Regions from separate parts of the Homo sapiens genome. Here all the other regions are linked to region 1. Evidence: chromatin loops called from intact Hi-C (ENCODE). Cell type or tissue: dorsolateral prefrontal cortex. All regions are shown on one strand. Each heading gives the region's core, and the rest is flanking DNA. Links, peaks and the distances in the headings are about the cores only.

What was found. Hi-C counts contacts between places; a loop is a spot of excess contacts. Peaks named below come from ENCODE experiments on the same cell type or tissue, not always from the same donor. Only the 100,000 strongest peaks of a DNase experiment are listed, where the experiment ranks them.
Region 2: a loop joins it to region 1, with 3 times the contacts of the local background. A loop is called at or near these places in 2 of 110 quality-filtered maps.
Region 3: a loop joins it to region 1, with 5 times the contacts of the local background. A loop is called at or near these places in 5 of 110 quality-filtered maps.
Region 4: it touches region 1 in a loop (2.4-fold over the local background); 23 of 110 quality-filtered maps call a loop at or near these places.
Region 5: it touches region 1 in a loop (5-fold over the local background); 3 of 110 quality-filtered maps call a loop at or near these places.

Annotation. Positions count from the first base shown.
Region 1 is chr1:41,513,573-41,519,325 of GRCh38, forward strand. HIVEP3 (HIVEP zinc finger 3) reads right to left here. Exons shown (of 9, transcript NM_024503.5): 7 at 4,830-4,916; 8 at 1-178. Among named protein-coding and RNA genes, the nearest start is that of EDN2, 32 kb to the left of the region's middle. RefSeq lists a silencer at 2,601-2,780 and an enhancer at 5,186-5,235. In dorsolateral prefrontal cortex, for the core only: CTCF peaks have their summits at 1,702, 2,721 (motif pointing right) and 2,929; DNase peaks (open chromatin) are centred at 1,679 and 2,709; H3K4me3 peaks cover 1,700 bases; H3K27ac peaks cover 2,294 bases.
Region 2 is chr1:41,615,160-41,620,912 of GRCh38, forward strand. The region is part of intron 3 of HIVEP3 (HIVEP zinc finger 3); the gene reads right to left. The region is part of intron 1 of LOC128125817; the gene reads right to left. Among named protein-coding and RNA genes, the nearest start is that of EDN2, 130 kb to the left of the region's middle. In dorsolateral prefrontal cortex, for the core only: no CTCF peak of the experiment used is centred there; a DNase peak (open chromatin) is centred at 3,062; H3K4me3 peaks cover 698 bases; H3K27ac peaks cover 1,394 bases.
Region 3 is chr1:41,777,121-41,782,873 of GRCh38, forward strand. The region is part of intron 1 of HIVEP3 (HIVEP zinc finger 3); the gene reads right to left. Among named protein-coding and RNA genes, the nearest start is that of HIVEP3, 140 kb to the right of the region's middle. In dorsolateral prefrontal cortex, for the core only: a CTCF peak has its summit at 2,398; no DNase peak of the experiment used is centred there; H3K27ac peaks cover 390 bases.
Region 4 is chr1:41,265,455-41,271,207 of GRCh38, forward strand. No RefSeq gene overlaps it. Among named protein-coding and RNA genes, the nearest start is that of SCMH1-DT, 26 kb to the left of the region's middle. RefSeq lists an enhancer at 2,763-3,057. In dorsolateral prefrontal cortex, for the core only: CTCF peaks have their summits at 2,894 (motif pointing right) and 3,096; DNase peaks (open chromatin) are centred at 2,927 and 3,806; H3K27ac peaks cover 421 bases.
Region 5 is chr1:41,451,226-41,456,978 of GRCh38, forward strand. It overlaps LOC105378678 (a long non-coding RNA gene), which reads left to right. Exons shown (of 6, transcript XR_007066029.1): 3 at 2,952-3,027; 4 at 4,046-4,091. Among named protein-coding and RNA genes, the nearest start is that of EDN2, 31 kb to the right of the region's middle. RefSeq lists an enhancer at 1-408. In dorsolateral prefrontal cortex, for the core only: a CTCF peak has its summit at 3,365; DNase peaks (open chromatin) are centred at 3,406 and 4,746; H3K27ac peaks cover 798 bases.

The DNA of each region.
Region 1 (5,753 bases), core at 467-5,466:
GGGGGCGCCTCTGAGGATGGTCTGGACAGCTCATCCTGGCTCTCCTCCTCATCCTCATCCTCGTCTTCGTCCAGGTCTGAGTCTGAGTCCGAGTCCTCCAGGTCCGAAAACTGGTGCTCCTCCACAGCCTCTGAACCCTCTCGTCCTTCCGAGTCCTGGAACAGGTCGTCACTGGTTCCTGAGGGCAAACACAGAAGACCCAAGGTCACAGTTGGGCCTTGGCCCCACTGCCCACACGGCTGCTCCTCTCTGAGCCCCAGTTTCCTTGCCTGCTGACTGGGCAAAATAGCCATCGCAAGGGCACAAGATTGTTGGGACAACCAAGAAACGTAACAGATATGGGAGCGCTTTGTAAATAATAATGAACAATAATTCCCTTATGCCTAGAATGTGCAATGTTCAGTTCTGAGAGCTTTAGGTATATTTATTCATTTAGACCTCAGAGAATCCTGTGAAGCTGGTACTGTTCTCATCCTCATGTTACAGATGAGGAAACTGAGGTAAGAGAAAGTAAGTAACTTGCCCATGGAAGACAGCAGTAGGGCTGGGATTGAGCCATAGCAAAGAAGACAGTCTTTGTTTGTTTGTTTGTTTGTTTGTTTGTTTCACTAGCATCTCAGTGCTGGCTTCACCATGGGCAACTTACCACCTTGCTCTGCTTGGTCTCCCCCTTTGTCGAATGAATGTGATGGTCTCACCTCACCAGGTTTTCTAGGAGGACTAAAATGAAGGCCTGGCACATATTGAGGGCTTAAAAATAATTATAGCTACCATATTAATACATTAATGATGAAATCTGTTATTCCAGGACAGGGCAGTCACACTGGCTGGTCCAGCAGCACAGAGCCATCCGTGGTCAGTGTACACACACATCTGCCACGGTGACCAGGCTCCCGGTGGCTGGCACAATGGCATCTGGCAGGTGGCGGACTCTGGCCTCTGTGGGCGGCTTGACTAAGCTGGCCTCAGGCTGCAGAGCAGGTCCCCATCCCAGCCACGCTCTTATCTGAGGAGCCACTGCCCTTTTGAAGTCCAGGCTGCCTCTAGCCTCGGGGCCCTCCCATTGCCTGCCAGCCCCAGCTCCACCCCATAGTTTTCGACCTACATGTGGCTGAATGCCCACTTTTGTCCACTTTGGACATCTGACTGCTGCATGTTGAGTGACTTGGAAGCAATTGTTCACAAGAGTAAACAAAAAACAAAATTGTGATACTTGTTTCAGATATTGTTGGACATTTAGGTCACTTGCACTCCTTAAACAGACTATAAGAATAATGACAGAGTTATTGAATAGAGTCTAAAAGTGGGGGTTAGGGCTCTGGAATACTAGCCTCCTGGTCTGATTCCTCTGGGATGACCCCAACCAGTCGGGTCACCTCTAACATGTCAGGAGTCTAGTTTGGGCATCTCTGAAATGGACAGCAATCCGGATGCTGGGGAGAGCTCCGCTAACATCTGGCCTGTTCGCTGGCCCATCACTAGACCATTGGAACCTGTTTCTGGTCTGCAGAGTGAGGTTGCTGACAGGTGGGTTGAGCTGGCCAGCCAGCCCCATCGCTCACACATATCAGTACTGCACCCACCTGACCAGGAGGGCTGGCACAGAAACTGACTCAGGCCGCTGGGGCAGCTAGGCTTTGGCTCTCAACCATGCCCAGCTGCCCCGGGGCCAGAAAGCCCGGAACTAGCACTTCCAAGTCACTCAATATGCAGCAGTCAGATGTCCAAAGTGGACAAAAGTGGGCATTCAGCCGGATGTAGGTCAAAAGCTATGGGGTGGAGCTGGGGCTGGCAGGCAAAAGGAGGCCCCTGAGGCTAGAGGCAGGGTGATGAGACCAGAGGAGGAATGAAGGATTAGGATGAGAGCAGGGCTGGGGATGGGGGTGAACTTTGTAGTTATGCCCCAGGCATTTACCTCCCTTGCCTAGGACTTTGGGAGGGGCCTAATTCAACACCTGTTCACCTGGCCCTGCCCCTCATTTACATACAGCAAAATCCAGGCACAGATGACCCAGTGAGAGCTGGTGGCTGAGTCAGAACTAAGGTTTACAGCCCTTGCATTATTACGCTGACAGTTTAAAAATGATGTGCTGCACTAAGAAGCAGGGAATGGTCGGGTTTGAATCTCAGCACTACCACTTCCTTGCTGTGTGACGTTGGATACTTTACTTTCTGTGTGTCTGGTTTCCTCATCTGTAAACTGGGTAGCAATAAAAGCACTCTAGGAAGCTGTTCAGAGGACTGTGAGGGTCTGGCACACAGTAAGTACCCAATAAACTTCAGCTCCTGTCATCCCATGATACCCTGTCCCCCCAGTCTCAGCAGGCAGGTAGCTGGGGTGGGATTGTCAGCATTTTGCAGATGAAGGTCACAGGGGTAGTGTTAGGAGTGAAGGAGAGTCAGGACCAGCGTCTCCTGATGTCCAGCAGGGAGGGCTCCTAAAGATCCTCTTTACTAATGTGGAAGTTGAGACCCAGTGGGGGTAATGGCCCGTCCTGGGCACTCAGTGCATGAATGCTGGAAGCCAAGAGTCCCCTGCCCAGCTCGGGGCTGGCCGGGGCCTCCACATCTGCGTTCCTGCAGGGCGCTGAGGGAATGCCCCTGGCTGGGCGGCCCCGCCCCTGCTGGGATCCAGGCCAACGCTCCACAAATGAGAGAGCTTGAGCGCGCGGCGGGCGCCGCTGGGAGAGGCCACACGGTGGCGCTAGCGCCCAGCCTGGCCAGCACCATGGGCAGGGCCGGGGCGCCTGGCTCCTTCCAGGCAGTTCTCCCACGCGCCACCTCGCGTCCCACAGACACGAACTCCTGCCGCTCCCCCCGGCATCTGTCTCGTCGCGGGAAGTGGAAACTCCATCCTTCAGTCTCTTGGGCCGTAATCCTTGGAGTCCTCCATGGCTCCTTTTCGTTCTTCCCCCTCTCTTCTGCCCCATATGGGGTCATCTGAGCCTGTGGGCTCTCCCTCCGGAACCTCCCCAGAATCCCGCCGCTTTTCCACCTCCTGAGCACACCCGTGCTCCCCGCGCCCACGGCACAGGCCAGAGGACGCCCTGCCTCTCTCCTCCGCTCCAGGGCACCCCCCCATGCCCTTCAGCCCTCAGGCTCTAGCTCTCTCTGAACCGGCTGCCCCCGCGTCCAGCGGGCTCCAGCACGCGGGCCAAGCGCCGTGGCCCCCGGGGACCCCACACCTGCTGCTCCCTCTGCAGGAGAGCTCCTCCCTGACCCCACGTGGCTCCTGACCCCGGTTCCTCCGGGTGGGTTCTCTGCTCACACCGCCCTGTCTAGCACAGCGGCCCTCCCCACGGGCCCCAGCCCTCACTTGGCTCTTCTGCTTTCTCTTTGGCTTCACAGGCAGGGCCCCTGCTCTACTCCACCATCGTTCCTTGCCCAGCTCCCCTGCCATGCCGACTGCCTGAGGGCAGGAGCTGTTTTATTTATTGCGGAACCCCCAGCACCCAGAACAGAGCCAGGCACAGAGACTGTGCCCAGTAATTACTTCTGGAATGAATGCATGGATTTCGTCCTCCGAAAAGTGGCTCTGAGCATCCTCGTTTGCTCCACTGGGAAAATGAGGCTGGGGCAGGGCAGGGACCTCAGGGGAGGGCTCTGGCTTAGGTTCAGGCTCCCCTGGTCCAGCCCACCAGGCAGTGGACTGGCATGCAGCCAGGGTTTTTGTGTGACCTTGGGCTATTTTTACCTGTCTGAGCTTTGACTTCCCTGACTTAACATGAGTGACACAAGTTTCTGCCACCTGTTTTGAGGACTCAATGAGACAACATGTGCATATGGCCCAGTGTATCCTTGACAAGCATAGTGAACCCCATTCTAGCTTTGGGGGGGAACAGCCCCAAGTTCACTGTGTTCTCCTCTATAAAAATGACTTATTCCACCTAAAAGGAAATATGACTTAACTCTTTTTTGTAAGACCACAAATACATCCCCAAATTGGAAAAACAAAAACAGAACAAGACACACAGTGCGTGCATACACACTCCTCTCTGTCACACTCTAAGTCCTGGGGCTGATTTCAGGGAATCAGTATGCTTCCTGCTTTGCTTGGTGCTGGCGAGATGGCTCCAGCCTCCTTCTGTTGGAGGGACTGCCGTCCACCACCAAAGCCCCTCTGGCCACCTGCCTGACTGCTGAGGCTGGGCAGTGCTCAGCCAGACCCACTGGCTTCGACTCCTCTGCCCTGTCTTCTCAGAGACTGACTCTAAGATGCCTCCTGGGGATTGACCACCATGGCCGGGGTGTGTACGGGGATGGGGCTGGGAGGTGACAAGCGGCTGTCAGGTCTGGTTTGGGCTTTTTTGAAACTCTCCTAGCTCCAAAAGGCCCATGTGTCAGGCCCATGCCAGAGTGTGTAGGCAGGAGTGTGGGTGTGGAGCTTCGGAGAGTATGTGTCCCACAGTGTCACTATGAGGGGTTGGCTGGGATAATTCAGGGCATGCATTTAGAACCCGCCTGACACATAGTGGGCACTCAATCAACGTTGGCTGTAAGTTCTCTTGTGTGCATTTATTCAGTAAACATTCACTGAGCACCCATGGGTGCCAGGCGCTCCACCTGCATGGCAGATGGTAATGCATGATAGCTAGGGCTGCAGAGCATATCCTATCAGCATGTGGGGAGGTGGCTCGATCATTCAGGGAATTTAACCTTTGTCTGATACTTGGGAGAACTGAAGGTGAAGCTATTGGAGGGAGAGAGGGGAGGAGGGGGAATGGGGCAAAGCAGACAGAAAGGAAGCAGGGAAGGCAAGCAGGAAAGGTGGAGGAGGATAGGGAAAGCGGACAAGGGGAAAGGGGACGGAGAAGGTTGGCAATTGTTACCTTCTTCGGCTTCCAGCTCCTCCAGCACCCCTGTCTCTTGGCACTTTTTGCTGTGGGCCTTCGACTTCATGTGCTTAGTCAGATTCCCTAGAAAGAAACGAGAATACTTAGGCTCTGCTATGGGGCAGGAGGCCAGGGCGGACCCAGGGCTCATGGAGGTAGCACCTGGCCGGCAGGCCATGGTTTCTCAGGCCAGTCAAGGCCCTGCCAGCTGCAGGGCTGGGCAGGAGCTGGGGTATCCCTCTGCCCCGGTGCTCAGGCCCAGAAGTGTAGCCACAGCTGCTGTTCAGGGCAGTGCACAGCAGCTAGGTGGGGTGGGCGAGGGCTGTGAGGGGACAGACAGTATAATGAGGAAGTGAGATGCTGGTTAAAAAACAAACAAAAAAGAAATTAAAAGACAACTCAAGTGCAATAGGTTTTTTTTTTTTTTTTTGCTTCTGATTTAAGTCTGGCCCTAGTAGCTGGTGACACTCATCAGGCAGGACTATTGGCCATCTCAAGTGTGGGATGACGTGGGAGGCTCCCATTGACCGGCATGACGGGTGAGGACTGAGCATGCCCTTCTGGCTGAGGACACCTCTAGGGCAGCTCACAGGGCAGAATTCTAAAGTGTAGGTAGAGAAACCAGGGCAAATTTAATATTAGGCATGGCGAGAGGGCAGAAGGTGAGAGTAGGGAAGTCTACTAGCCAGGGACTCAGGAGCCACAAGGCTGGGGGCCCAAGCTTGGTTTCCATAGAGAAGTCCCATTTCTGGGCCTTCAGTTTCCCCAGGCCAATCTACAGTGCAGACACAGGACCAGGGTGGTTCAGGGAAGGCCTGGGCAAGGCCTCTGTCCTGCTCCATGCCTACAAAGCCCTCAGAGGGGAGGCTGACTTTGCCCCAAGTTGTAGGTCCAGCCCACAAGCTGAAGAGTGGAGGCAGC
Region 2 (5,753 bases), core at 505-5,504, 100 kb after region 1:
GTTTAAAGGTTACTTCTTCCTAAGCAATAGGGACCACAGGAGAAACTGCCAACTAGTATTTTTTACTGAATTAAATAAATAATTTTACCAGTCAATTAAAGAACTTCCAGCATGTTCTCCCAAAATCAGCTCATCTTCTACTCATGGTTTATGTCCTGAACTTGGGAAATCGGCCCGTCCCTCACCTTGGGATGCACTGGGGCTGCCCCCCATCTCCTCCACCTGGAGAACCCTCAGCCTGGCTTCCCCATCACACCACGCAAGCTTAGAGCTAGAGGGCACTTAAGTGGGGTCTAAAGTCCACGTTTGACAGGTGAAGATGCTGGGCCCAAGGAAGAGAAGGGATTCGCGCAAGACCACAAGGCCAGTGACAGGACAGGCACCAAGACTGCCCAGAAACAGTGGCAGGGCCGGTGGACATTTAGATGTAACCAAAGGCTGAAACTCACCAAAAGAGTCTAACAGGAAAAGACTGTGGGCAGAGAGGCACAGGGCCTCACCCAACTCAGGGCAAGCCCGGTGGGGGCAGGGTAAACCCAGAAAACAATCATGGGATGGTAATCCCGAGTTCAGGATGACGGTCACTCCTGGGAGCACAGGAGAAAGGGACCCACATTGTGGAAGCGATGCAGGGCTTCCACTGTATTTGACAAGTCTTTTTTTTTTTTTTTTTTTTTTTTTTTTTTAGCAGGGTGGTGAGTTCACTAGTGTTATATTATCATGCATAATATTGCTGCTTGGATGAAATATTTTGAAAATATTTTATATTTGTTAAATATATTAATAACTCCAAGACTCCTTTAACAAGTGTGTTTTCTCTCTGCTAAGATGACACTCTCTACCGCATCTCAAGTGGTTTAACCAAAGGGGAGAAGAAATGACTGATTTCCACAAGAGACATGCCCCAGGTGGGGAGCTTCTGTCACCTCTCCCTCCACTCCCAAAGCCTGTGACATGTGGTGGGTGGATCTGAGCATCATTGTACCTGACCAAGGTGGAGTCCATTTCAGACAGGTCATGGTGTCATGGTTGGCATGGCTCATACAAACCCATGGGTCTAGGAGGAAACTTAGAGCACCCCAAGTGGAACCATGTGGGCTCCACTGATGAATGCCACAGCAGGGCAATGGGCAGTGCTGTAGAATTAAGCCCCCAGCCAACATCTTTGTTCCCCACCTGCACAAAGGACGTGTCTTGGCATGTATATTTTTGCAAACAGCAGACTATCCCGTTCAGTTAAAGGCAGGGTAGGATGTACTTTGAGATTTCTAAGAGGGACGCACAGAGTCTCAGAGTCTCCGGGTTGAAGGGACTGCCAAGGACACTGACCCAAGCTCCCATTTGAGACTCCAGCCTTCCTTAGAGGCTGCTCTCAGGAGGCCACTCACTGCCTGAGGCAATAGCAATTACTTTTTTTTTTTTTTTCAAACAGGGTATAGGAAGTGGGGAAGATGGGGAGCCTTTTTTTTTTTTTTTTGAGATGGAGTCTCACTATGTTGCCCAGGCTGGTCTCAAATTCCTGGCCTCAAATGATCCTCCCGCCTTAGCATCTTGAGTATCTCAGATTACAGGCTTGTGCTACTGCACCTGCTCAATTTTTGTTTTTCTAAAAATGGTATCATCCTATGTACATTCCTCAGCACTCGGCCTTCCTCATGGACAGTCTTTCTAGGCTACAGGCCAATAGGTTGTGAGCAGTTATCCTGTACCAGGCACAGTTATAAGCACCTCACATAATTAACTCAGTTACTGCTCCTAACAAGCTTAAAGGACAGGCACTATTGCAATCCCTACTTTACCAAAGAGGAGTGTGAATGGCCAGAGGGTCAAGCAACACAGTTTGTAAGTGGTGGGATCCGGATTTGAACCCTGGCTGTCTGTCTTCAGACCCTGTGCTCCTAACCACTCTACCGTACTGCCTTTCCAAACAGAGACAGGATCTGTCTCAATCTTGTTACAGCTGAATGATGGACCATGGTTTGGATGGAATACCTTTAAATTTACTGTTAAGTTTGTATATTTTTTGTAAGTTTTCCTACTAGAATTTTGCCATAAACATCCTTTATACACATATCTTTACAGACTGATGCATTCATTGTTCCATAGGCCGGATTTCCAGAAGTGGAAACATGGATCAATGTGTGTGTTTTTGGTTAAAATACCTATGGGGCCTATTGTTTGGGCCATCGTCCTAATAATGAGCCATGTCATTTTCACTCACTGGTTTTGATTCTGTCCCGAGGACCACACAGAACATCTCTGACCCTTTTTCTCCAGACAACCCCTGGGGTGGTTGAGGACAGCAAGTCTGTCTCTCAAGTATTCTGTTACCCAGTTTCTTCAAAAGTTCCTCTGACAAGGGCTGCATGCTCCTGAGGGCTGGTCCAGATACCTCTTAAAGTGCGGCACCGCCTGGGGTGATCTGGCTTATGCCCCTTGCTCCCCATTCAAAGACACACAGAGAGGGACATTGACAGTGCACAGGAGATATCAACAGTGTTTCCTGACATCCATGATGCACGGGAGAGAACCAAGTAGGTAGGATTCAGACTTCTCATCTTCACCTCTCCCAAATCACACACATGCCTTCCTGAGAAAGAGACCCTTTGTGAGATATTAAAGACCAGCCAAATTCTACTCCCACATCATAAGAAACTGGAGTTCACTCTTTAATTAGAGAAGATGCCAATGGCTTTGGAACTGGACAGGCTTCTAAGCATCTTTTAGTTCAGTGTCTTCTTTTACAAAAGAGCCCTGGAGGGCAATGACCGCACCAGGCTCACATGTCATTGGGTGTGTGGCAGCATTTCCCTAAGCTGAGACCAGGGTCACTGGTGGGTGCATTTCCCCAGCTCTCTCTGCCTGCTGGTTCCTAGGAACCATCTTACTAGAAAGGCGTAGTGTAAATATTTTGCTAAGCAGCCAAGAGAGGAAACTTACCCAGGCTGAGCTGCCCTGTGCTGGGTGCTGGCCATGGACACAATGCTCAATGAGGGCCATTATCTGGGAAGGGAGGGCTGTTTGTTCCGCTGCGGGATGGTGCCAGAGCCCGGAGCCACCAGGCTTGCCACTCTGGCTGCCACACAGAAGAGTCTCCTTGCGCTCAGCAGACTCTGCGGTTATGCAATGCCGGGCCAGGAGGTTAACTCTCCCCAGGCCAGGAGCCAAGCCTTGTTCCTTCCTGCCTAAGCATGTCCATCTGAAAATGCTGAAAATTGAGGGCCTCAGTGTTTGCAAAATGTGCTCGGGCCCTGAACCTGCTGGTTTATTCCAAAGGGCGTAGTGTTGAGGAGCTGGTGTGCCCATCCTTGTGGCTCCTGGCAGCCTCCTACCGAGGCCCAGTGCTCTGACAGCAGCGTCTGCCTGCCATCCTCGGGCACCACTCATAGGCCTTGCAACCCTTTGCCTGGGTGCCCCTGTCCCGTTCTTTCCCTTTCGGTGGTGTCTGGTCTAAGTCCTTTCTTAAGCCCGAGTTCTACTCACTTGTTCAAAGCCTTCCCTGACCACCCCAGGCCCCAGTGACCTGAGCTCAAGGATGAGTTTCCCAAGACAAAAGGGACCTTGGAAGTTATCTATCCACCTGGCCCATTTTCCAGATGAGGAAACTGAGGCTTGAAGAAGTTGACTAGTCTGAGAGAAGACTGAACAGATGTGTCAGCCTGGCTCCCCTCTCAGAACTCTTTCTCTTATACCTCACGTCCCATCTGTCAGCAAATCATGTTGGCTTGACCTCAAAATGGAGCTGGAATCAGACCCCTTCCCATGGCCCCCGCAGTTGCCACCCTGGTGTGTGACTCTATCACCTCCTGATCTGTCACATCACTGCCTCCTAGCTGGCCTCGGGCTGCTGCCCCCGCCCCCTCCAGGGCAGCCTCCACAGCCTCCTTCGGCAGGACAGCCCACTCCTCTGCTCAGGCCTCCCAGGGCTTCTGGATGTTGTGCCTGCCTCTCCCTTCCAGCCTCCTCTGCTCCTGTGCCCCCACCCCCACTCCTCCAGCCACACCAGCTTCCTTGCTGTTCCCAGCAGGCTGATCTTGCCTCCGCCTGGAATACTCTTTTCTGATACCCCCAGCACTTGCTCCTCGCCTCCCTCAGGTCTTTACTCTCCACCCGTCCTGACTGCCTGATTTCAAAACCTTGACAACCTGCCAGCCCCGTGCCCCCTATTCCTTTCCTGACTGCCACCTTGTCACATACTATGTATGTTACTTAAGAAGATAATATATTTACATTTATTTTACATACACTTATGTTTTTAAGATCTCACAAAATATACAGTCTATAGAGAGTGTGCATGTGTGTGTAGTGACGATATGTTTGTCTATTTCCCTACCAGAATGTAACTCCAAGAGGCAGGTGTTTTGTGCTTTGTCACCCAGAATGGTGCTTGGCCCCTTATGTCTAAGTAGGGCCGAAGGTAAGGATGACCTACCTCTTTGAGGATGGATGAGGATGGTGATGGTGGCTGGGGTGTCACCTGACTGGTATGGGTGTTAGGAGTGGGGGAAGGGATGAGTTTGGTGGCATATGTAGGCTCAGCAGAGGGAGAGCCAGGGCTCCAGGGAGGTCAGCTGGGAGGCTGTCCGAATGCTATATTTTTGGAGCCATATGGAATAAACACCCAGACACCTGGGCCTCAGTCCCCCAACCCCAACCAGCCCCGGTAGAGCAGCTCCAAAATAGGAAATTCGCAGAGGTAGCCCCAGAGAGGCTGCTCAGATTAGGCTGCAGTGAGCACCTAGGCATGGCTGGCCACTCCCTGCTTTTAGGCATCCTGAATTTGCACGTCTAGGAATCTCCATCTCCATGTTTCAAGCTCTCTAGTGGGTGACTCACAGGCTCTGCAGGGGTTTGGGGGCTGCAGCTGAGTTCCTTTGAATATCTGTTGAATGAATAAAAGAAATGGAAGGAAAGGGGGAAAGGTGCTAAGGCAGACACAGGAGAAGAGGACAAAGGCTTGGGAGCACTGAAACGACCCCAGGGAGGCATGCCAAACAGAGCCCGAACAGAGGCAAGACAGCAGGGCTTGTCCTGACAGGTGGCACAGGTGGGTCCAGTTTCCACTCGCTTTCCCACACCTGCAGCTACGCTGGCCAGGAGCACAAACCTCAAGCAAACAGAAATTTTTTCTCGTGATTTCAGTTTTAGTTTGATTGACATTTTTATTTACCCATGACATAGTTTCTTTTAGGATAGCTGGCTTTATTCTAAAGAGCAGCCCAAACTAAGTGGCCTAGGTGATTTGGCTGTTCAAATCTCCCTTTTCTGATCCTCCTGTCCTGCCCTACCTCTCCTCTCACCTGTCTGAGCACTTCTCTGACTCTTCCATCCAAGCTTTTTCTTCCTAGATGCCTGTACTCAGTCCTCAAGCTTTGGTCTCTAATCCCCTGCTTTTCTCTCTCTGCACTGCTCACCTTGACTTGGTAGCAGCTTCCACAGCTGCACACATCACCTGCCCCACCCAGCACGCCCCAATCCTGCATTTCCAGCAGCTCTCACATTCAATATGCTTAGTGCCCCACTCATCTTTTCACCCCTCTGTCTCTGGTAAACCTTCAGGCTTGCGACACTAGTGCTACCTCTAAACTCCACTCTCCTTTGTCCTCATAGCACCCATTCACCCAGTCACTCACCCTCCACTCCTACCCTTTCCTTCAAGCAAACAGAAACCCTGATTGGTTCAACAATTACTGATCAACCACTACTGTGCACCAGGCAGTGCTGGGTACCGGAGGCATTTGCCTTGGCCTGTT
Region 3 (5,753 bases), core at 385-5,384, 260 kb after region 1:
CTGGTCGCCTGCCAACCTGGGTGCAGAGCCTGATCTGGGGCTCTCCCAGAGGCTCTCCTTGGCTGGCAAGCAGGAAGCTCCAAATGCTGGGCTGCAGCCCAGAGGGAAAGGAAAGGGGCTTCTCTATGCTTCTGATTGTCCCCGTGACTACCCAGGAACAAAGCGGGGACTCACACTGCCTCCTGCCACCAGCCTCCACCCAGCTGTTCCGGCCACGCAGCCCCATCTCTTCAGCCTGTCTGCAGGAACACTGGGCATTTGTCAGCTTTCAGAATCACGGCTGTGTGCCCAGGGCTCTCTTGACCCTCCAGCTCCAGGCCTCATGGGGCAGACCAACAGAGGCACAGGCCCTCTTTCAAACCCCCAAACCCACCACCCAGTGAAGCCAAGTCCCTGGTCCACGGTATTTAACTATTATATAGCCTAACACCCCACTGGGGAGGTTCACACCCTGATCTGATTAAGCTAAAACTGCATATAACAGTTCACATGCATTCGCTTTCCGTGTGTGCAGAGGAAAGAGCTTTGGGTTAAAAGTCAAGGCAGTTCATCGGTTAGACCTCACCAAGCCTGTCATCATCTCTCAAATGGGAACAGTAGCTGCCAATTCTAAAAGCAAACATCTGCTGGGGGCTTCTTAGTATCAGGCGCTTTCCTACATCCCACGTGTGTCATGCATTTAATCCGCACAGTAGTCCACCCAGCTCCTTGCCCTCTGGGAAGAGCGCAGATGTTGCTAATGGAATCTTGGTAAAAGGTATCATGTGGCCCCAGAATAGTGGTATGCATCAGATTACCGCGTGCTTCACGCATGGTGTGGTGGAGCTTGCAACGTCACACTTTCAACAAATCTATTCAATCGGCGGGGGTTCTTGGCAGCAACTATGTGCCAGTCACTGTGCACAACCAACCAAATCCCTGTCCTCCTGGGGGTGTTGTTCTGGTAAACACAGCAAAGGCTCAAAGACAGCAGATGATGCCATTAGTTGCACGCACTTCATTGACCGAAAAGTTGATTTTCTCCTTATCTTCGGTAATGAACGAAGGAAGAGGGGACAAGCAGAGGGGGTGCTTGTCATTTCCTGGCGTTTGAGTGGATGGCATCTGCTCTGCCCCAGCAGTACAAGGTACCTCCTGAGTGGCCCCATTTGACAAGGCAAGAGAGTAGAACTTGCTTTTCTCTTGTAGTAGTGCAGAAACTCAGTGTCCCAGTGTAGTTCAGGTGGCTCTCCAGGCCCTGGTGGTAGGGTTCCTGACACTCACCATGAGCCTGCCCGGCTTGGCATATCACAGTCCTCTGGCTACCACGGGTCCCTGATAAGAGCACCTGAAATGACATTGAATACCTGGGAGTGCAGCTGGGACTCACTGGTCCCCAGGTACAGGCTCAGCCTTGCCCCAGGCTCAGGGATCCAATCTTGTTGCTGGAGGGCGGGGCAGGTCAGCCTGACAGTTGATCCCGTTCTGACATAGTTTTAGGGGCTGAGCTCTCGCTTCATTCATTTATTCCCTCTGTAAATAATGTTTATTGGGCAGGACTATGAGCCAGGTACTGTCCTGGTGGCTGAGAAAATCCCAGGGAGTAAAACAGGCCAATCTCTGTCCTCCTGGGAGCTTATGTGCTAGAGGGGAGGTGAATTAATATGTATCATCTGGCAGTAAGTGGTAAGAAGAAAATACAACAGGGTAAGGAGATGGAGCATGATGAGGGGTCTATGTTACATCGGGTGGTACGGAAGATCTCTGGAAGAAGGAGATATCTGGGCAGAGATAGGAAGGGTGAGAGGGAGAAAGCCAGGCATGTATCTGAGGGAAGAGCATCACAGGTGGAGGAAACAGCATATGCATATGGCCTGGAGGCAGGAACGCTGAGAGACCAGTGTGGCTGAAGGGCCTACTCCATACCTCATACCTTCATGCCAGCAGCTGGGCCCATCAGTTCCTCCTGCATCTTTGGGCCTGGGCCTCAGCTTGCTGCTTCCTGCCCTCCAACCCAAGATGGTGCCCACCTGCCTGGATCACTTGCCTTCCTCCCACCCCCTCCTGCTGTCCCCCAACCAGGTGCATCTCTCTGTTCTCCACCTCTGCACGCTCTCCTTGCACCAATGAGAGGTGTCTGCAGTGGAGTGGTTAAAGTGCTGGGCTTTGGAGTCAGGCTGCCTGGGTGGATCCCAACTCTGCCATTCCCTACTTGGGGAAGCCTGGGTAAACTGCTCTTGGTGACTCAGTTTTCTCAACTGGAAATGAGGATATGATAGTGCCTATCACAGGGGCTATTGTGAGATTAAATGAGTTACATGTGCAAAGCACATATGGAATAGTACTCAGCAAATATTCATGAAAAAATATTAAGGTGACAGAAGCCCCTTCTTTTTCTTTTCTTTTCTTTTGAGACGGAGTCTCCCTCTGTTGCCCAGCAGGCGGGAGTGCAGTGGCACGATTTTTGCTCATTGCAACCTCCACCTCCAGGGTTCAAGCGATTCTCCTACTTCGGCCTCCCGAATAGCTGGGATTACAAGCATAAACCATTATGCCTGGCTAATTTTTGTATTTTTTAGTAGAGATAGGGTTTTGCCATATTGGCCAGGCTGGTCTCAACCTCCTGACCTCAAATGACCTGTCCACCTTGGCCTCCCAAAGTGCTGGGATTAAAGGCGTGTGCCACCGTACCTGGCCAGAAGCCCCTCCTTACCAGGAAGGGTGACCAGAATTGGGTGCTTGCTGCATGGGGAGAAAGTGGAAAGGGCACAGGCTTTGGGGTCAGACAGATGCCGATGTGCACCCCAGCTGTGTGTTCTTGGGCAACTAACTTAGTCTCTCTAAACCTCATTTCCCTCACTTCCACAAGGAGATCATGATCTGTCCCCCACAGGGTTTGAAAAAGGGTAAATTAAATGACAATGACAAATCACGGAGAGATTGGCCCAGGACAGGCAGCTTCACTGATGGGAAGAACCAACCTTGCTAGGGACGAGGTTGCAGATCAATGATCAGGGAGGAGAGAACCAAAGTGGAGAGACAAAAAGACTGGGGAGCAGACGCTCAGGGTCTCAAAGTGGGGGCCAAGGTGGGCCACAGCCAGTTCATGTTGTGCAGAGGCCCACCGCAGTGAGGGGAGAGCTGGGCCAGTCGTGGGATTTGTGGGGCGTGGGGGTGGGGCCTTGGCCACTCTGCCAAGGCTGGGGGCAGGGGTGTCAAGTGCCAAAGGGAGCACCAGGTGCTGAAAGCCAGTGCCAAGGGGTAGTGAAGAAAAGAGAGTCAGGACACCCATGGCCAAATCCAGACAAGTCAGACCTGAGCCAGGTGAGTGCTGAGCCAGAGCAGGGCAGGGCAAGGATTGTTCTGAGGCTGAGTTGGTTGTGCTGGTTTATTCTGGGGATGCTCCTTGCCTGTCTTAAAGTGGCCATGGTCAGGGCCCACCTCCTAAACCTGCAGATTGGAGCAGGCCCCTTGACATCCCTGCAGGAGGCTCTGGGGAAAGGATAAGGCAGGACCTTCCTGCCCCACAGAGGTCAAACCAGTGAATAGACACAAATGCAGGACCGAACTGGAGGTGCCAGCTGACCCAAGGGAGGCAAAGCTGCTTCTGTCTGGGGCTCGGGAGTCTGAACAGCCCAGATCAGCAACCAGGTCAAATCTCACAAACATGCACCTAGGGGCTTCTGGTGAGCAAGGAGGAAGGCTATGCTAAGCCAGGCATGGAAGGTAGTGCAGGCCTGATTCCTGAGACAAGAACAGGAATGACCTCCCCAGAGGCCACCAAGACAAGCATTTGAGAAAGAAAAGAATGCTACTGACTTAGCTCCACTGACATTTGAATGAAGAGCAGGAGTAACAAAAACAGAGAATTTTAATTACAAGTTCTTGTTCCCCCATTGTTCGTGATTTTGTTAACGTCTCTAGATCTCCCAGTGGTAATTGGCAATAAAATCTCTTAAAACAAACAGGGTTGTGCAGTAAGTGGAGAAATTTCATTTGGTTTTATAGCTGGCTGACCAGAGGAATGAGAAGGCCGTGTGCATTTGGGTGGATTGAGCACCTCTTTGAGCTTGTCTTCCCTTTTGAGTAAAATCCATGCTTGGACCAGACCATGCCTGAAGGGGTCCCTATCTTACCAGTGTACACAACCAGGTGGGGAAAGTTATCATTGTGACAATGTACAATGCTGTCCATGTTAGAAGCCTCAGAGTCACTCCCAGCTCCTCCCTCCTGCTCATTCCACACTAAACCCTAAATGCCATTTCTTAATGATCTCCTTACCCAGCTCCATAATTGCTGCTGAAATGAAATAAGTCCATCACATCCAAATGGCTCCTGGGTCCTGTCTATTCTACTTCCTAAAGGGCTCTTGAAATGGCTGCCTCTTTTCTAGCCAACTGCCATAGTTCAGACGCTCTTTCTCACTAGACTGAGGCAACAATCTCCCTCTGGCCTTCTAGCTGGAGTCTTTCTCACTTGAAGACCATCTTCCATATGGCCACAGAAGGAGCTCTTCTGCCTTCTAAAGGCTCCTGAAAACCCTACCATGGTTTCCCAGGGTCAATGGGATAGAGAAAGGTGTTCTGGCTCTTAATGATGGGCCCCATATCCACTGCTCCTCAATACGCCTCCTTGACTGTAGCCAGGCCTAGCTACTTGCAGGCTTGGAAGAAACCAAGATTTTCTTGCCTCTGAGCATTTGCACATGTTATTTCTTTTGCTGCCATGTCCTTCTGTCACTTGTCGCTCTTCAAGTCTCAGCTCTCCTGTCACCTCCTGCTGTTCTAAGGTGTCTCTCCTCTGCTCCCAGGTGATCTCTATGCATTATAAGGAGTCAGCCTTCCACCCATACCAGAAACCCCTCAAAAGCAAAGAATGTTCTAGGCACTGGGAAATGCCCAGGATGGAGAAGAGTGTGACACAATAGTCAAAAGGCAAGAACAACCCAGGCGTCCAACCTTTGATGGATGAATCGTTCAACCAAATGTGGCATGGATATATGCACACTCCAGATAGCACTCAACCTTGAAAAGGAAGGAACTTCTGACATGTGCTACAACATGTGTGAATCTTGAAGATATTATGTTAAGAGAAATACGCCAGTCACAAAAGAAGGACAAATACTGTATAACTCCACTTATGTGAGGTACCTAGAGTAGTCAAATTCATAGAGACAGAGAGCAGAATGGTGATTGCCAGGGGCTGTGGGCAGAAGGGAAAGGGAATCACTGTTTCATGGGTACAGGGTTTCAGTTTGGAGAGGCAAAATAAGTTCTGGAGCTGGAGGGTGGTGATGGTCACATAATGATGTGAATATGCCACTGTAATGTATGCTTAAAAATGGCTAAATGGGGCCGGGCATGGTGGCTTACACCTGTAATCCCAGCACTTTCGGAAGCCAAGGCGGGTGGATCACGAGGTCAGGAGTTCAAGACAAGCCTGGCCAACATGGTGAAACCCTGTCTCTACTAAAAATACAAAAATTAGCTGGGCGTGGTGGTGGGCACCTGTAATCCCAGCTATTCGGGAGGCTGAGGCAGGAGAATCACTTGAACCGGGGAGGTGGAGATTGCAGTGAGCTGAGACCAAGCCATTGCACTCCAGCCTGGGCAACAGAGCAAGACTCCATCTCAAAAAAAAAAAAAAAAGGCTAAATAGTAACATTTTAATGCATACCACAATTTTACAAAAAGAAAAGTGACTACAGAGGAGTTTAAGACCACAATATAATGAATGAATGAAGGAGGAGTTAAGCAAGGAAAATCTTAGGAGAT
Region 4 (5,753 bases), core at 462-5,461, 250 kb before region 1:
TCCCCCAGAGGCTCCATCTCATCCTGCCCAAATTGCTGAGCCAGGACTCCCTTGGGGTCATTAGTGTAGAGGGGCTGGGGCTTGCCCTACTTAGAAATGGCACAGTCCAACCCCCTCAGGTCCAAAGAGGGGACACAATATACCCATAGTCACACAGCAATTTAGCATGATGATAAACAGAACCCAGGCATTCTGATTGGTTGGTACACTTCCCTTATCTTCTGGGATAGGTCTGCTTTTATTTGGAGTCTGTACATTGTAGTATATTTAGTATGTTGATTCCACACGTTTGTTGACCAGACTCCTGTGCTGCGTTCTGGAGATAGGAAGAATAAAAAACCATCTGTGCTTTTAGGGAATTCTAGTCAAGTTGGGGAGATAAATAAATTGACAATTACATTGTAAGTGCTCCGACAGCTAACCAGACAAAATGCTGCAGGAGGACAGGAAGGGAGCAAGGAACTGCCAGGAATGGGGAGAAGGTCATGATGTTTGAATTGGGTCTTGAGGATGGGTAGGAGTTTACCCAGCAGAAAGAGCATGGTTGTGGGTAGGAAGAGCATTGCAGTCAAGGTTAACTACTTACCTGTAGAAAAGTGTGGTGCTATTGTAGAGCAATGTTAGATGTCTCCACATCTAGCAGTGATGTGAGGAAAAAGGCCTGTTATGGAATAAGAAGGACCTAGGTTCTGGTTTCAATTCTGTCACAGAGTCACTGAAAACCTTTAAGCAAACCACTCAGTCCAATTGTGTCTCAATTACCTCATCTCTCCAGGAGGATGCTCTCAAAGCCAAATATCTCAGAGCTGCTCTATCCGATAGAATAGCCAGTAGCCACAACGGTCTATGTAAATTTAAATTAACTAAAAGTAAATACATTTAAAATTCTGTTCCTCAATTGCACTAGCCATGTTTCCAGTGCTCAGAAGCTACTGGTGACTAGTGGCTGCAATATTGGACAGCACAGATATTGAATACCTCCATCACCCTAGAAAGTCCTGCTGGGCTGGGCTGGGCTGGGCTGCCCTAGAGGCCTGTGATTCTCAGAGGAGAAGGGATTTGTCCCATCACCTAGCAAGGTCTCCAGGCTCCCCACTTACCCGTTTAGGAAGATATCCCAAGGAACAGGATAGAGAGGATGCACCATTCCACTGCCCAACCTCAGTTCCTGAAGTACAGTGACCCAAATCAGAGGGCAGGGGTCCCTTGTCCCTTTGTCAGTGCACACTATACTCTGATTTCGCTGTGTGAAAGCTTATCACAGTGCCGGGCCCATAATAGCAGCTTTCATAAATAGCCAGTCCAATTCCCAGTTTTGCAAGTGAGAAAACTGAGGCTCAGAGTGGCCTGGTTTAGGATCCAAGTCTTAGAAATTTCCAGGATATCTTGAATGATGGAATTTAGGAGAACACAATGGTCTTTGATCCTCATTTTGGCTTAAGACTTTCAGGTTTTATTTATGTTGTAATCCAGATGATACTATGTGGAATCAAACACATGACCTTATCTGTGGCTAGATGCATGACTGTCCAGGAGCTTGCAGGAATTAACCAGTGGCCAACCTTGTAATGCACAAGACTTTTATGTTACCTGAAACAAATAGAATTAGGTAGCAGGTAGAATTTTTATTTTTATTTATTTATTTGTTTATTTATTTTTTGAGACAGAGTCTCACTCTGTCACCCAGGCTGGAGTGCAGTGGTGTGATCTCAGCTCAGTGCAACCTCCGCCTCCTGGGTTCAAGTGAGCTCATGCCTCAGCCTCCCAAGTAGCTGGGACCACAGGTGCGTGCCACCACACCCAGTTAATTTTTGTATTTTTAGTAGGGGCGGGGTTTCACCATATTGATCAGGCTGGTCTTGAACTCTTGACCTCAAGTTATCTGTCCTCTTTGGCCTCCCAAAGTGCTGGGATTACAGGAGTGAGCCACCACGCCCAGCCAGAATCAATATTTTTGAAAAATGAACACAAATGTATTACCTACCATGTACCAAGCACAGTTTTAAGAGGGTCTAGTAGATAACTGAGCAACACTATGAGGTACAGATGATTACTCTCATCATCCTCATTTTCCAGACAAGGAAACGGAGGCTGAGATAAATAACTTGCTGAAGGCCTCATAGCTATTGTGAAGCCTGGACTCACCCAAGCAGTGGCCTCAGAGCCCACAATCTTAACCCCTTTCTAGAGCCCTCTCCTCAACTTTGCAATTGTTGAACATCAGGACCTGAGGGAAACTTTGGGATCACCTAGTCTAATCCCTTTCCTTTCCTCATGCGGTACTGAAGGCCACAGAGTGACCCAGATCCAGCCAAGGTTATTCAGCAAGTTGTAAAAGACAGAGCTTGAATCTGAGTCCTGAGGGTGGGTCCCCTGGCTCCTGTTCAGTTATTTTTGCTCACTTCTTTTAAAAAGCCTAAAAAATGAAATGATCCACTGAGCATCTTCTGGGTACCCACATTGTGCTGGATGTTTTTGTGGAAAAAAACCTTGGGTTTACATTGAGAAGTCCTGGAATCAAATCTTACCTCAATTGCTTGCCCAGTGACCTTAAGCAAGTCACTTTCTATGTCTTGGCCTCAGTTTCTCCAGAAAAGGAATAAGGATATAATTGCCTTAAGGATTATGTCAGAATGAGTGGCACAAAGTAATTACTCAAGTAAAAGGAATGGACGCTGAAGACACAGGCCGTGTGCCCTCTACAATCTGGATGTGGAGGTGAGACTGACATGCAGAGGAGGATCAGAGGAGAGCAGAGAGCATGCTTTGTTGGCAGGTCAGACGATGAATGTTAGGACACTTCATGCACTGTTGGCTCCATCTGGCAATGGAGGTGATTCAGGATCAAGAAATCATCCAGGGAAAGGCTGGCCTGCAAGAACCCAGACTGGACACGAGGTGGCGCTGGTGGCCCACCTGGGAACAGGCAGAGACCGGCGACCAGCCCCGGGGAATCTGATCCTGGCAGTTTCATTCTTTTTGCTTCTAGGCATGAAGTCTACATGAGGGACCCTGGTGGGCTGAGGATGAGGGCGCTCTGCCCCACCAAAGGATAAATGGGAATTTTACACTCCTTATCTCATTTAGTCTTCACAGCCACCTTTTCAGGTATTCAGTTTTACACACAGGACACTGTGACTCAAAAGATGTTAAATAATTTCCTCAAGGGATACTATTGAGAAGTAGATCCAGGCCCACTGATTCTAAATCCCATGCTCTTTCCAGGAAAATATGCTCCTCCCAGCCAGTGGAATCAGTCTATCAACAGAGGCTAAACAGGATGTAAGGGAGATCGTACCAGAAAATAGAAGACCAGATTAAAACTGCCTCCTCCTCATGGCCTTCCTAGACTGTCCCCATTCCTTTTTCACCCAGTCCACTCCAACAACCTCCTAATCCATTTCCCTGCTTCCATTCTTGCACCCTAGGCTCTGTTCTCTACAGTGATCTTGTGAGAAGGAAACCAAGTGGCAGTATTCTGCCTTTTTGCCGTTCAAAACACTCCAATGCTTCTGATTCCAATTTGAACAATGTCTGAATTTCTCACCACAGCTATGAGCGGTGCTGTGCTGGTAACAACCAGTTCTCAGAGGCAGAGAGCCCTGATATGTAGCATTTGCTAATTGTGGTGCATATTCTCCCTCCATGGCCAATTTCAAGCTTCCAAGGTAACATCACTGAGCTCAGAGTTGAGAAGGGATGTAAAGAATCGAGACAGAGCCAGTCTGAGTTGACACCAACGCACTGCTGCACCAAGGCTCCACACATAAGATCTGGCCTCAGACGCCTTCTCCAGACAACCCGCTTATTCTGCTACCCCTGTTCACTCTGCTGGATCACTGGCCTTCTTGCTGTTTCTTGAACATAACAAGTACATTTCCACCTCGGGGCCTTGGCACTTGCTTTCCTCTGTTTGGGATGCTCTTCCCCAAAAATGTGCATAACTTGCTGCGTCACTTCATTCAGGTCTCAGCTCAAATGTTACAGAGAGGCCTCCCCTGAGCATCTTCCCTAAGACATCCTACCCACTCCCACCCTCCATCACTTTTATTCCTTGCTCTGCTGTATTTTTTCTCTAAGGGCCTCAATCTCTATTTAATAATAAATGATAGACATTTAAACTTATTTGTCTAGGTCAGGACTGGATGGCCATCCCTAGAACAGACCTGACTCAAAGAAAGCACTTAATACATATTTGCTGGTTGATAAATGAGTAATTACTTTTCCTCTACATGTAATGCCTTTTTTTACTGCAATAGCCTTGATGTTTTCTCTTTATTCTTGATGTGCTATCGTCTCACTACACTGGGTCTAGGTGTAAATTTATTTGTTCTGTTCAGCACTGAGTGCGCATTTTGAATCTAAGCAATGTCTTTCTCTCATTCTGGACAATTCTCAGTCCTTATTTCTGTAATCTTGCTTCTCCTGCACTCCCTCTGTTCTGGAACTCCTACATAACAGTCTGTCAGTCTCTACTCTGTGTTTCGTAACTGCTTGGCATTCTATAGAATGCCAGTTGTCTCCCAGTGTCTATTCCACTTTTTCCTTAGTAATAGAATCTCTAACTTTCAGCTAGGCACATGCCTACTTGGGTTAAAAATGACATTTCTTGGCTGGGCGTGGTGGCTCATGCCTGTAATCCCAGCACTTTGGGAGGCTGAGGTGGGCAGATCATCTGAGGTTAGGAGTTTGAAACCAGCCTGGCCAACATGGTGAAACCCCCTCTCTACTAAAAATACAAAAATTAGCTGGGTGTGGTGGTGGGTGCCTGTAATCCCAGCTACTTGGGAGGCTGAGGCAGGAGAATCACTTGAACCCAGGAAGCGGAGGTTGCAGTGAGCTGAGACTGCGTCACTGCACTCCTGCCTGGGCAACAAGAGTAAAACTCTGTCTCAAAAAAAAAAAAAATTTCTGAGTCTTCCACTTAGCTACATTCGGGCATATAACTGAGTTCTGAACAATGAGTATAAGCAGGAGTCTTGTGGAACCTCCTTGTAATGTCTTTTAAGCAGGGGAGTGTGCTATTCTTTGTGCCTTCTTCCTGCTATCTGAAAAATACACGAGGTGGCTGGAGTTGGTGCAGCCATCTTGGACTATAGGGTAGAAGTCAGATAGAAGGAGCCTGGGTTTTGATGGCTTTTATGAGACTGCCCTCTTAGCTTTTTTTTTTTTTTTTTTTTTTGAGACGGAGTCTCACTCTGTCCCCAAGGCTGGAGTGCAGTGGTGCCGTCTCGGCTCACTGCAGGCTCCGCCTCCTGGGTTCACACCATTCTCCTGCCTCAGCCTCCCAAGTAGCTGGGATTACAGGGGCCCGCCACCGCGCCCGGCTAATTTTTTGTATTTTTTTTTTTTTAGTAGAGACAGGGTGAACCGTGTTAACCAGGATGGTCTCAATCTCCTGACCTTGTGATCCGCCCACCTCTGCCTCCCAAAGTGCTGGGATTATAGCCGTGAGCCACTGCGCCCGGCCGAAACTGCCCTCTTAGCTTTAAACTTCCTAGTGCTGGACCATTCCATGAGAGAGAAATGGACTTGTATTTTGCTTGAGCCATGGTTATTTTGCTGTCTTAGTTTGGGTATCCCAAAAGCAGGACCCAAGAGAAGGATTTGGATGCTAGTAGTTAATTTGGGAAGTGCAGTGAAGAAGTGGAGATGTGAGGCAAGGAAAGGAGAAAAGCCAGTAAAAGATTTGAACATGAGCAGTTTGCTGCTGGTGGCCAACGGAGGCTCAGCCCTGGTGTGGGGCCTGTGGG
Region 5 (5,753 bases), core at 241-5,240, 63 kb before region 1:
GCCTCACTCCACATTTCCACTGGTTTTCTTTCCAAGCAAGTTCCCATCTATTATCCAATTTAATGCTCCTCCAACCTTGTGAGATCATCAGCTGAGCCATAAGCCCCTGAATCTGGGTCCCACAGCTGGTTGTAAAGCTGGACCAGAGGCAAGGCTCCTCCTGGTTAAGTGCCATATTGGAAAAAGGCCTGAGTGACAGGACTCTGGATTCCATTTCTGGCTCTGACATTATTCCCTGTGTGACCCTGAATAAGCTCTTGCTCTCCTGTGCGGAAAGGAATGGGGTGGACGAGGTGACCTTTACTGTCTTCCCAACTCTGAAAGTCTTGGAAAGATTGAGCCGAATCCTTTAGTCAGCAAACATGCCTTGTCCCTTCCAGTGAGGCCAGCCTGGGCTGGAGCTGGAACCACTGTAGCAGGCCTGCCTTCTGGGTAGGGGTAACCCTAGCAAAAGGCCTGGTCCACAGATAAAAGGCCTGGCCACAGTCAAAGGGGCAGCATACAAAAGGCCTCTGAAGGCCTGGCGTGGTGGCTCACACCTGTAATCCCAGCACTTTGGGAGGCTGAGGTGGGTGGATCACAAGGTCAAGAGATCAAGACCATCCTGGCCAACCTGGTGAAACCCCATCTCTACTTAAAATACAAACAATTAGCTGGGCGTGGTGGCTGGGCCTGTAGTCCCAGATACTCAGGAGGCTGAGGCAGGAGAATCGCTTGAACCTGGTGGGTGGAGGTTGCAGTCAGCCGAGATCCATGCCACTGCACTCCAGCTTGGGGACAGAGCGAGACTCCGTCTCAAAAAACAAACAAAAAACCAAAAGGCCTCTGAAAATCATCACAGAGACTGCCAAGCCCTTCTCATGGCCTCTTTCTGTCCCCCTAAATTCTCTCACACCCACCCTGTCCCCAGCCTCTCTTTCACCCCCAACCACACCATCACATAAAACCACTCTCCACCCCAAGCCTGGACGTGCTTCTGCTTACATGATGCCATTACTGTTGGCCAGAAACTCACTTAATCCTCGCTACAGCCACCCTATGCCATGAACATTATTATCCTCATTTTACAGACGAGGAACCAAGGCCTAGAGAAGCTAAGTGACTCATCCAGGTGTTCCCAGTGGGAAGTTGCAGTGCAGGATGTGGTCCCAGAGTGCAGGGTCCCAGTGCCTGAGGTCAAACCCGAACTGTCCTGCTCACCAACTGTGTGGCCTTGAGCAGAGGCCCCCTCACCCTCTCTTGAGTTTTAGCTTCCTTCCTCATAGAACAGATCTCCCCATTTCTACCTTTGGGTGGCTGTGAACAGACCCATGTCTGTCACCATCTGTGTACTCTCGCAAATCGCTCACCCTCTCTGAACTTAGAGGTTTTGTCTAGAAATGGGGAAAGCAACACCCACTTCACAGGGTTGGTGTGGGGATTATGACAGAGTATTGAGAAAGAGCTAGTGCTCAATAAACCCCAATCTCTGAAGCTGCCTAATTGTAAAGCGAATAGGGCCCTGTGGTTGGACAGACAGATTGCTTCTGATTATCCGCCATATTGTAAATATGGCTGCAGGGAACATCTTTTTGGCTTTCTTGGATTCATTCCTATGGATAAAGTCCTGGGGATTGATTGCGGCCCAGGTCAAAGGTCATGAACACTTATTCAAGTTGGCAGCTTTTTGTTATGGAGCAGGATTCCGGAGTCAGATAGTCCTGCGGGTGAATCCGCATTGGCCTATTTCCTAGTCACTAGCCTTGGGTAAGTGACTCCACCTCGCTAAGCCTCTGATTTCTTATCTGTAAACCAGGGTAATAACATTAACTGTATTAAGGGATTGTTGCCTGACATGAAGTACTCATAAACCCTACCTTTTATTACGGTCCTGACTTGCTCTGATACCCATCCTTAGTTAATCAATACGGAAGCCGAGGTCGAGTGAGGGGAGTAGTCTCCTACCAAGGTCACAGTCTGTGTGCAGCTGGTAACCCAGATCTATCTGGGGCTAGTTTCAGCATCTTCTTTGCAAACCCTGTCAGACTCAAGCCAGGGCTGGAATTGATATGGTGCAGGGACTATGGTGGCCCAAGACCTCATCCAGGTAGCAGAGGGAAAGTTCCAAATTGCTCTCCATGTCCTAAACAATGCCTGGGTGAGCCCCACTGTTTTCTTTCTCACCTCTCACCTCCATGCTTTTGCATCTGTTGTTTCTGCTAGAATGTTCTCCCTGACCAACCCACTTTAAACTGCATGACCTTCTTACCCACTGGACTATGATGGGGCCCTGCCTTCATCTCTGTCCGTTGATTGAATAGAATGAACTTGGGGAATTTCAGAGCTGGTCTGGATCAGTTTCACGTTTTCTAATGGAGAAGTGGACGCCTTGCCCAAGGACGCATGGTCTATCCACGAATGCATTTCTTGTGTGCCTACTAAGTATTTAGGGTGGGTGCAGTGCCCAGCCAGGAAGTGTCAAGGTATGGCAGAAGGAACACGTGTTTGGGGATCAAAAGACTTCAAGTCCACTCTCTCTCATTCCTTCGCTGGGACCTCAGGCTTGCTTTGGCTCCTCTCTGGGCCTCGGTTCTCCCACCTCTAAAATGGAGGTGATAAGCTCACCCACCTCTTGAGGCTAGTGTGAGTAGGAGTTGGAGACGCTGTGCCAGTGTTACACCCAAGTGTCATGTGGCAATGGCCCCAGCTGAGAGGGGGACTTCCAGGAGACAGAGAGCGGGGTCAGGCCTGGAGTCAGGCAGGCCTGGGACCAAAGCCTGGATCCTTCACTTACAGCTGTGTGACCTTGATTGAGTCACCTCCCTCCTCTGAGTTCAGTTCCTCCTCTATGAAGTCACCTCCTCAAAGTGGCCTTCCTTGGCCCACCTCCCACCCTTCATTTCTTCCATACCTCTGATCACAGGCCACAGTTCTCTCATTTGTTCTTTTTATTGTCTGTCTCTTCCTTCCAGAATATGCATTCCAGGAGAGCAGGGATATTTGTTTTGTTCCCCGATGTATCCCCTGGATCTAGCACAGGACTGGCAGGTAATAGGCACTCAATGATATTTGTTGAATGAGTGAATGGATGAATATGTGAATGCATTGGAGTTAGTACTTCCAACCTCCCAAGGGCGTTTAGAGGCGAAGGGCGAGATGCATAAGGTGTCCGGCCCAGCACATAACAGGCTCGCTCAGTGAGGATGGAGCTGCTGTTACCATCCTGAGGAAAAACTTTGCAGCTGCCTCCCAGGAAACTGGGCTCAAAGTGGGGGGCGGGAGAGCTCAGCAACTCCCACAGTGTAGCTTCCACTTCCTGGCTGGGGCTGAGCCCTGTAATTGCTCCCATCTCCTTGGCAGCCTCAGCAGCTGTCTAATGAGTTTGCACCCGGCTGGCCCCTGGGCTTGGCCGCACAGCCCAGGCCTGCCTGCCCAACTGCAGGCAGACAAAGGCCCTATGTCCCTGGGATCTGCTTCCTGCCCGCCCACTGCGTCCCTGACAAACCGAGGTCCCCAGCTGCCAAGCTCTGCTTCTGCAGTGAAGGAGCCCAAGATTCCCATGTGGGCCAGGGGCACAGAGCAGTGGAGAGGGCATTTGTCCTGGAGGATGGAGCCCTGGGTCCACATCCCTGCTCTTCTCCGGCTGAGAGGTGCTAGGGGAGGCGGTGGGATGTCATGCCCAAGAGCCTGACCAACAGGGTTGGAACCACGCCTCCACCACCTCTAGCTGTGTGACCTTGGGCAAGTCCCAGACTGCTCTAATCCTCAGTTTCCTCATCCATCAAGCAGGGGTAGATTACAGGAGCTCACGGGTGTACAGCTGTCAGCATAGGTCTTGGCACATGGAAGAGCTATTATAATTATTGGGGACCCCGTTTGATCCAGGGTCCTTGGTCTGCTCATCTATCAAATCAGGATTGCTCAACCTTGGCACTATTGACATTGGGACTGGATGATTCTGTTGGGGCTGTCCTGTGCATTCTAGGATGTTTAGTAGCATCCCTGGCATCAGCTGACCCAGTTTCAAGGTTTCTGTTACACTCTGAAATTCCCTGATTTGCTTTAGGAACCCCAGATTCTTCTCCATGGTCGGAATCATTGCAAAATAACTGGTAAGTATTCCTTCACTGCAAAATAATCTCCCTAGTCTAGGGGCCCCAAATGCCTCAGGCTGCTCACAATGAGCATTGGACATGGAGGATGATGGCGACGTCTTTAATTATGCAAGAGCTGTAACAGGACCCAACCCTGAGCATCCTGGAAACTCCTTGAAATGTTCCCCATAACACTTCTTTGGAGCCTCCCATCTTCCCCCTGGAATACACATGGCCACCAGCCCATTGTCTTTGTGCCCCACTCTGCTCTACATCCTGCTGCAGTCCCCATCTCAGACTCTGCCAAAAGGGCCCCTGTGCCCAGCATTCACTGCTTGTCCCCATCTCCCTAAACATCCTTTCCCACCACACCGTCCCCTGCAGTTGCCGAGCTCTCTTTGTACCCTCCATCCACTGTGCCTTTGCTGATGCTGTCCCTTCTACCCCTAGAGCTCTCTCTCCACCCCTCCCCTCCCTCCAGGCCTAGCTGTGAAGTTGCCTCTTCCTGAGGTTCTCCCAGATTCCTACATCAGAACAGCTCTGCCTGCCCTGGGCACCGGAGCCAACCCTGAGCTCACCACTCTGCTGGAACACATGTCTGCCCAGCATGGCATCCAGTTTATTTATGAGGCTGTCTGTCTGCCCCCCGTCCCAGGAGCCCCAGGGCAGGGCCCTGTCTGATTCATTGCCAGGCACAGGGTCTGGCCAGCATCAGGGAGCATGTGTTGAGCAGTACCGGTGAGAGCTGTCTCTGGGAGGAGGCATTGTGGGGCTGGCTGGCATGGAGCACAGGCCCAGGGCTGTGGAGTGGCGGGGCCAGGCCAATGCCAGTGCTGCTGGAGAAGGCTGAGGGCCCTCCTTCCCAGGTTCCCTCATCTTGCCCTCTCTCCTCCTCCCCTCTGTCACTGACTCATTCACTCAGCAACTTCTCTTGCTCATTCATGCATCTGCGTGCTCCGTCACAGACTCATTCACTAATAGGGGAGCTCATCCATTCATTCACTTTTATATTTGTCCATTCATTCATTCATTTCTTCACTTACTCCTCTATTCATCCAACAAACTTTCCTGAGCTCTGATATTACACCCCACTCTGACCTCTAGAGAAGCCCTGGAGATTCAGCGCTAAAGACCTTTTCTTCCGGAGTGGTGGTGATGGGTGGTACACACGTATAAATGAACAACTGCAGTCAGAGTGAAAGGGGCTATGATTGAGGAATACGTGATGTGACAGCAGAGGAATCTACACAGGCTTCATGCAGGAGGTGGCATTTGCATAGGGCCTTGGAGATTAAGAAGTCCCAAGCAAGGCCTAGAGAGGCTGGGCTCTGAGCTCCGGGATGGGGAGGAGATGGTTTCTAGAGGACTTAGGGACTGCTTGGCTGGGTGCCTGGGGAGAGAGAGGAAGGGACAAGAGTTGCGTTCAGCCCTCATCCTCCATCCAGAAATCCCGAGCGCACAAATACATATTCAGTGCCTGCTGTGTGCCAGACAGTGGCTGGGGATACAAGAACAACACGGACAAAGCCCTGCCTTCAAAAAGCTTACATTTGAGTGTGGGGAGGCAGAAAACTGAAATAACTAATAAAGGATGTAATGTCAGGTGGTGCTAAGTGCTTAAGAGCCGGAGAGCAGGGGATGGCTTGCTAAGTAGCTTGTTCGTGGAGGGCCTCCTGACAA